Regions from separate parts of the Homo sapiens genome. Here region 2 is linked to region 1. A link is an interaction called in ENCODE POLR2A ChIA-PET data of the cell type or tissue named here. Cell type or tissue: GM12878. All regions are shown on one strand.

Region 1 (4,000 bases):
TTGATTTCTATCCATTCTGGCTTTCCATATCTTTTTTTTTTTTTTTTTTTTTTTTTTTTTTGAGATGGAGTCTCGCTCTGTCACCCAGGCTGGAGTGCAGTGGTGCAATCTTGGCTCACTGCAACCTCCGTCTCCTGGGTTCATGGGATTCTCCTGCCTCAGCCTCTCAAGTAGCTGGGACTCCAGGCATGTGCCACCATGCCCGGCTAAGTCTTTTTGTATTTTTAGTAGGGACGGAGTTTCACCATGTTAGCCAGGATGGTCTTGATCACCTGACCTTGTGATCCGCCCGCCTTGGCCTCCCAAAGTCTGGGATTACAGGCATGAGCCACTGTGCTGGGCCCATTCTGTATCTTTTAAGTGGTGCATTTAGACCATTTACTTTCCATGTTAGTATTGATATGTACGGTACTGTTCTATTCATTATGCTAGTTGTTGCCTGGTCACCTTTTTGTGCGTGTGTGTGTGTGTGCACGAGCGCGCGTGTGTGTGTGTTATAGTTTTATAGGCCCTGTGAGATTTATGCTTTCAGGAGGCTCTATTTTTGTATATTTTGAGGTTTTGTTTCAAGATTTAGAAACAAATTTCTTTTAGCATTACTTGTAGTGTTTGCTTGGTAGTGGTAAATTCTCTCAGCATTTGCTTGTCTGAAAAAGACTTCGTCTCTCCTTCATTTATGAAGCTTAGTTTCACTGGATACAAAATTCTTGACTGATAATTATCTTGTCAAAGAGGCTAAAAATAGGACTCCAATCCCTTCTATCTTGTAGGGTATCTGTTGGGACATTTGCTCTTACTCTGATAGGTTTTCCTTTTTGCCTCCCAGCTCTTAAGATTCTTTCCTTCGTCTTGAGTTTAAATAACCTGATGAGTATGTGCCTAGGCAATGATCTCTTTGTGATGAATTTCCCAGATGTTCTTTGAGCTTCTTGTATTTGGATGTCTAGATCTCTAACAAGAGCAAGGAATTTTCCTCAATTATTCCCTCAAATAAGTTTTCCAAACTTTAGAGTTCTCTTCTTCCTGAGGAACACCAATTATTCTTATGCTTGGTCATTTACCATAATCTCTAATTTATTGGAGCCTTGTTCATTTCTTGAAAATTCTTTTTTCTTTGTCTCTGGCAGATTTGGTTACTTCAAAAGCCTTGTCTTTGAGCTCTGATGTTCTTTCTTCTACTTGTTCAATTCTATTGTTGAAACTTTCCAGTGTATTTTGCATTTATCTAAGTGAATTTATCATTTCCAGAAGTTGCAATTGTCTTTTCATTGTGATATCTATTTCTCTGGAGACATTTTCATCCATATCATGTATTTTTTTTATTTCTTTAAGTTGGTTTTCACCTTTCTCTGGTACCTCTTTGAGTAGCTTAATAATCAACCTTATGAATCTTTATCTGGCAATTCAGAGATTTCTTCTTGGTTGGGATCCACTGATGGAGAGCTAGTGTGATTTTTGAGGGTTTTATAGAACCTTGTTTTCTCATATTACCAGAATTACTTTTCTGATTTTTTCTCATTTGGGTAGACAGTTTTAGTGGAAAGATCTAAAACTCAAGGACTGCCATTCAGATTCTTTTGTCCCATGGGGTGATCCCTTGATGTGGTGCTCTCCTCCTTCCCTTCATGACCAGGTTTCCTGAGAGCCAGAGTGTAGCAATTGTTTTTATCTTTCTGAGTCTAGCTACCCACTGGGGCTCCTGGGCTCCTGGCTGATGCTGGAGAATGTCTGCAAAGAGTCCTCTGATGTGATCTGTCTTCAGGTCTCCCAGCCATGAATACCCCCACCTGCTCTAGTGCAGGTGGCAGGGGAGTGAAGTGGACTCTGTGGGAGTCCTTGGTTGTAGTTTTGTTTAGTGCACTGGTTTTCTTGAATGCTGGTTATGCTAGCAGTGAAGTTGTCACACAGATAGACTCAGGACCTCTGATTAGCCATGGTGTTGCAGGCAGTAGAATTAACTGTTGTTTTTTCCTTATTTGTAGCAGAGTTGTTCTGTTTTGAGTTGCTGTAATGGCTTGAGTTAGTTGGCCTCCAGCCAGGAGGTGGCACTTTGAAGAGAGCACCAACTGTGGTAATAGAAGGGGGATATAAGCTTGTCCTACATTGGCCAGGATAAGTACTTGGGTTTCTCAGGCAATTGGCAGGGCCATAGAGTTCCCAAGTGTTCATGTCTTTTGCTTTGCCTACCAGGGCAGGTAGAGAAAAACCATCAGTTGGGGACAGGGTTAAGCAGGTCTGAGCTCAGACTTTCCTTGAGCAGGGCTTGATGTGGCCACTGTGGGGGATGGGTGTTGGTTCTCAGGCCAATGGAGTTATGTTCCCAGGGGGATTATGGCTGCCTCTGCTATGTCATACAGGTCACCAGGGAAGTGGGGAAAAGCCGGCAGTGACAGGCCTCACTTAGTTCCCACGCAGCCAGCAAGGCCAGTCTCACTCTCACTGTGCCCCACTAACAGCACCAAGTTTATATCCAGGCAGCCTGTGAGCAGGGCTGATATTTTGCCCAAGGCTACAAGCCTCCCTTCTGAGAAAGCAAGCAGGGCTCTCAGTCCTCTCCTTTCCCCACCTGCCCTCACCATCAACTGTCACTTCTGTGCTTGTATCTGCACTTCCTGTCTGCCCCCCTCAAACCCAGATTCTACTCAGGAAAATTCATGCTCAGTCAAAGTTATTACAAAATTTAATTGTAATAAACTAGAAGCTTCCTTCACCTTGTGGCCCCTGCCCAATTTCACTGGCTGCTTTCTCCAAGGACCCCTTTGAGGTAATAAAGCCAGGGATGGCTTTCCTGGGCTCGAGCTGATGACCAGGAGTGCCTACAGGGCTCTTCCTTCTGCTGCTTCTGCTTTTATATTTCACTTGGCTCCCTATATCCATTTCAGCTTTAGGTAAGGTTAAATTCTTCTCCTATGATCTGGATTTCCATTTTCCTCAATGGGGATAAGAATTCAAAGTGGACTTTTCCCCCCCTCACACTTTGGGAACTCACAGGTTTTCAGCTGTCTCGGGAGTTCATAGTGGCAAACTGCTTCTTTCAAAGGGTCTGTGAATTCTTTTGGTTTTCCTGGTATGTCCCTGCAGTGGTTCTTGGAGCAAAACTTCACAGTGTGAGTCTCCACACACTGTTCTGTCCATCCAAGTGGGAGCTGCACGTTAGTCCTGTCACCTGTCCACAATTTTCCCCAGCCACCTGTGTTATATTCATTTAACCAGTGAGAAACATAGGCTCTGAGGTCACTGAGCTTGCTCAAGATCACACAAGGGTGGACTGCTGAGCCTACCTCTCAACCTCAACAGCTGTGGCATTCCATCCTTTGTCAGTCACTTCAACTTACCTCTCTTATTTCTTGGAATTTCTCCTATGACCAAAATGAACAAAAGTTGTATATCACTAAGGAGGAAAAGAAATATCTTGGGAGACTACCACGCAGGCCAATTTGAGGAGGATTTGGGAAGGGCAGCCTTCTTGGTGGAGGGGATTCTTTCTGTTGTTACCTCACCAGGACAGAAGTCACTCAATCTCCCTGTGATCAGTGATCCTTTGATGTTACTATTGGGATTGTTGTGGGTCACCACAAACCATACCCATATAAGACGGTGATGTTAATCAATAAATGTGTGTGTTCTGACTGCTCCACCAACCACCTGTTCCTCTGTCTCTTTTCCTTTCCTCAGGTATCCCTATTCTCTAAGAGGAAACGTTGAAATTAGACCATTTAATAACCTTATAATGGCTTCTAAGTGTTCAAGTGAAAAAAAGAGCCTAATGTTTCTCACTTTAAATCAAAAGCTAGAAATAATTAAGTTTAGTGAGGAAACCATGTTAAAGGCCAAGATAAGCTGAATACTAGGCACCTTCTGCCAAATGTTTAGCCAAGTTGTGAATGCAAAGAAAAAGTTCTTGAAGGAAATGAAAAGTTCTCCTCCAGTGAACACACAAATGATAGGAAAGTGAAATGACCTTGTTGCTGATATGGAGAAAATTTGAGTGATCTAGATA
Region 2 (4,000 bases), 52 kb before region 1:
GACGAATATTTATGGGTAACTTCAAGGAATTCCACTCACTGCACTTTAGTCTGATTTTTGTACCCTCAAGTCTTTGCTTTGGAGATTTCAAGCCTGCAAATGCTTATAAATTTAAAAATATTTTGGTTTGGCTGTATTCTTTTAACTTCTGAATTTTGTCAAGGAGTGGAAGAGAGACTATATATATTTATTTCCACATATTTATCACACTGCATATAAGTATATGCATATATTTTTCTTTAGATTTATGTCTGTGACCTTGAGAAGAGAAACCTTGCTTTAATTATCTCTGCACACCCTGACCTAATACAGTGCCTGGAAAATAGGAGACAGAGACCCCTATATGTGCTCTACTGACTCATATTTGTTAGTTATATTTGTTGAACACCTCCTTGTGCTAGGCCCTGTGCAAGTTACCAAGGGATGTACAGAGACAAATGGAGAGAGCAGGAATTTAAAAAATGACCTTAACTTTAAAACATAAAGAAATAAAATTTTAAAATGCAAAACATAAAACCATCCAGACTTACAAATCAATTCCTTTTTTGTAAGCTTCAGTCAACAGCCCTGCAGGTGAGCAAATGTTGATCATTTCATATACATATCTTAGGTTTGGAAGGAAGAGGCAGGGATGTCTATTTGAATTTTATTCTCCCTTTGGCTGGAGAGGAATGAGATTTACACATACAACCTTTGTTGTTGGACAGGTTGGTGACAGTGGTGTAAGCGTCATCAATGAAATCCAAGACATGGTTTTAGGTACTTCCACATAAATTATCTCAAAAGTTCTGTAAGATTGGGAATTTTACTTATTTATTCATTTATTTATTTTTAGATGGGATCTTGCTCTGTTGGCCAGGCTGGAGTGCAGTGGCATGATCTTGGCTCACTGCAACCTCCACCTCCTGGGTTCAAGCAATTCTCTGCCTCAGCCTCCTGAGTAGCTGGGATGACAGGCAGCTGCCACCATGCCTGGCTAAGTTTTGTGTTTTTAGTAGAGATGGGGTTTCACCATCTTGGCCAGCCTGGTCTTGAACTCCTGACCTCGTGATCCACCCCCACCCTACCCTCCCAAAGTGCTGGGATTACAGGTGTGAGCCACTGCGCCCAGCCAGGAATTTTACTTATATATTTTTTAAATGCTCTTCCTCTTCCTGAAAGACTTACCTTCTACCTTCCATCTGTTAAACACTCTCTGTCTTTCAGGTGACAGCTCCAGGGGTGCCCCTTGTATGATGCCTCCTCTTCTAACTGCATGCTGGTTCATAGTCTCCTTCCTTTCTACTCATGTAATGCTTTGCATATTCCTCAAGCATGGCACATATGCATCTGCATGGCAAATAGTCTTTTCTGAAGGTTGGACTGTGAGCTCCTCAAAGCAGCTTACTGATTCACAGTAAATACCATTCTTCCATGCAAGTGCTCAAACTGGGACTCTGGGAGCTTGTCCTACCACCTTCTCAACCTTGCTACTACTCATGCAATGAGTCATCAGGTCCTTTGCATTTTACCCCTAAATACAACTTGGAGCCTCCAACTCTTTCCACTGTGGCCATTTAGTTCACGTCAACCTCACGTCTCTTCAGAGAGCTCCTGGCTGGCCCCACTATTTTCACTCTCCTAAAACTTTCTCTTTTTTCCCTGCTTAAAACTCTTCTGCAAATCCCCATTACAGCTAAAATGAAATCCACAGATCTTAACATCCCCTACAGATCCCTGCATGATCTGGTTCCTTCCTGCCTATCCAGCTCTATCTTGGACCTCGGCTCCCTGACCTCCAAATGCATTGGCATCTTCTTTGTCAAGTGCATTTGTACATCACATTTCTTCTGCCTAGAATGTTCTCTGTCCCACTGTTCACATAGCTAGCTCCTGCTATCTTCAGATCTTAGCTCAAATGCCACAATCACAAGTGGACCCCTGAGATTTTCTTCAGAGGAGTTTATTTTTTTCTTTATAGTATCTATCAGAATTTTTATTTACTTATCTATTTATTTTTGCTTAAAGTCTCTCTTCTCCCCTGGAATGTAAGACCCATTGGGAGAGAGATGCATCAGTCATTGTTTTTTTTTCCATATATATATATATGTATGTATATACACATACATATATATATAGTACTAAGTTAGTGCCTGAGAGTACAGGAGACATTTACTAAGTATTTATTAAAAAATTAAATAAAGGAATGGATAAAAATAAAATTCTTCAAGCATGACTATCACACCACTACTATTGAATGGGCCCCTTATTTGTATTTAGTGTGTTTCTCCCTAGTAAAGGTAATTAAAATATATATTTAGTTTTTGTTTTTTTCTCCTATAGATAGGTCATATATGAATATATATATCATATATATCACACATATATCATATATATATATCATATATATATGATATATATATATGATATATATATATCATATATATATATACTTTTTGTATATGGACAGAGTTTTACTCTGTTGCCCAGGCAGGAGTGCAATGGCGTGATCTTGGGTCACTGGAACCTCCACTTTCTGGATTCAAGCGATTCTTTTGCCTCAGCTTCCTGGGTATCTGGAACTACAGGTGCCCACCACCATGCCTGGCTAATTTTTGTATTTTTAGTAGAAATGGGGTTTCACCATATTGGCCAGGCTGGTCTCAAACTCCTGACCTCCAGTGATCCACCTGCCTTGGCCTCCTAAAGTGCTAGGATTACAGGCGTGAGCCACCGTGCCCGGCCTGTATTTTTATAGGTTGTGAATATCCTTTTATTCTCACCTTTCCCTCACCTAGCAGTAACTGGAAGGTGCTAATTGGCCCATCTATGAGCACCTAAAACGCTCCATCTGAAAATGCCCACCTCCTGCCCATGCACCTGTAAGTTGTCCATCCCTGCACTCTCTGGCCTCCCACCCTCTAGGGGAGGTCTGCTTCCTTCACTTTGGAGAGGGCTGCTGCGCAAGCCATTGTAGCCCCATTTTATATACAAGGAAACTGAGGCAAGCATACAGTGAAACAACTTGGCTGAGCTAGAACAGAGTCTCAGGACTACCTGTCAAAGAAGATAAATGGACTAGTCAAGGAAAGTTGGGGAGGAATTCAAACCACATGCCTGGCCTAGGCTGACAGTGAGGCTTAATGCAGGTAACCACACTTCACATCCTGTGCCGGGTTTGAAGTGCTCTGGTGATCTGCAAAGAGAGCCTCAACACAGCCAACTCACTGCCAAAAAAGAAATTCTCACTCAGAATATTGGCCAAACAACATTTTTATTTGAAAGAAACCAAGCCAAATAAAAACACATAGTATTTTCTTCTCATGCCTTTCCTTGCCTGGGATATTTATTTATTTACTTTTCTTTCATTCTCCTGACCACCTCTGACATTGTTTTTATTTTGAGGAGATTTAAAAATAACTTCCCTGTACTCATTCATCTTGCTCTCCTGAGATAGAGGGAATTTTCACATTTTCCAGCCAGTTTTAATGTAGCAGAAACAATCAGAGGTGCTGCTGTGACTTTTGGTGTATTAGAAAAGGGGAGGGCTGGGGCAGGTGGGCTTGGCCAATAAAATACAGCTGGGGAACAGGAAACTGCAGAGAGATTTCCCAGACTTGGCCTGCGCTGCAGCCCCGCTGTGCTCTCCTGTGAAGCTGCACCAGGCCTCTGGGCTGAATTCCCACCTGGGCTTGAGAGGGCCCTCCCATGTTGGTCCTTCTTGCTCCCTAGTGCAAGACTTCCTTTGCCCACAACGACACTGCCTCCCATGTACAGAACAGTGCTATCGCTATGACTCATTTCTGCATCTTGATTGCTGAGATCACTGATCAGGTTTGTGACAAAACAGCATCAAATCTGAAGAGTTGTGTCCTCCCCGCACCACCCCCCTCGCCCCCACCATTATTTGCTCACCTTGAAGGTAATCCAGGATAGGAGTCCCTCTGAAGCAAACAGAACATCCATCAAAGACCCGAAAGAACATAAGGTAATTGGCCGGGTGCGGTGGGTCATGCCTGTA

The links. ChIA-PET counts read pairs that join two places held together with the same protein. Peaks named below come from ENCODE experiments on the same cell type or tissue, not always from the same donor. Only the 100,000 strongest peaks of a DNase experiment are listed, where the experiment ranks them.
Region 2: POLR2A ChIA-PET joins it to region 1 with 5 read pairs; 2 of 35 experiments call an interaction of 5 or more read pairs at or near these places.

The regions. Positions count from the first base shown.
Region 1 is chr1:56,105,158-56,109,157 of GRCh38, reverse strand. The region is part of intron 1 of LOC105378741 (a long non-coding RNA gene); the gene reads left to right. Among named protein-coding and RNA genes, the nearest start is that of LINC01755, 160 kb to the right of the region's middle. In GM12878, no CTCF peak of the experiment used is centred here; a DNase peak (open chromatin) is centred at 2,177.
Region 2 is chr1:56,156,828-56,160,827 of GRCh38, reverse strand. It overlaps LOC124904188 (a long non-coding RNA gene), which reads left to right and starts at 2,447. Exons shown (of 2, transcript XR_007066109.1): 1 at 2,447-4,000. In GM12878, no CTCF peak of the experiment used is centred here; no DNase peak of the experiment used is centred here.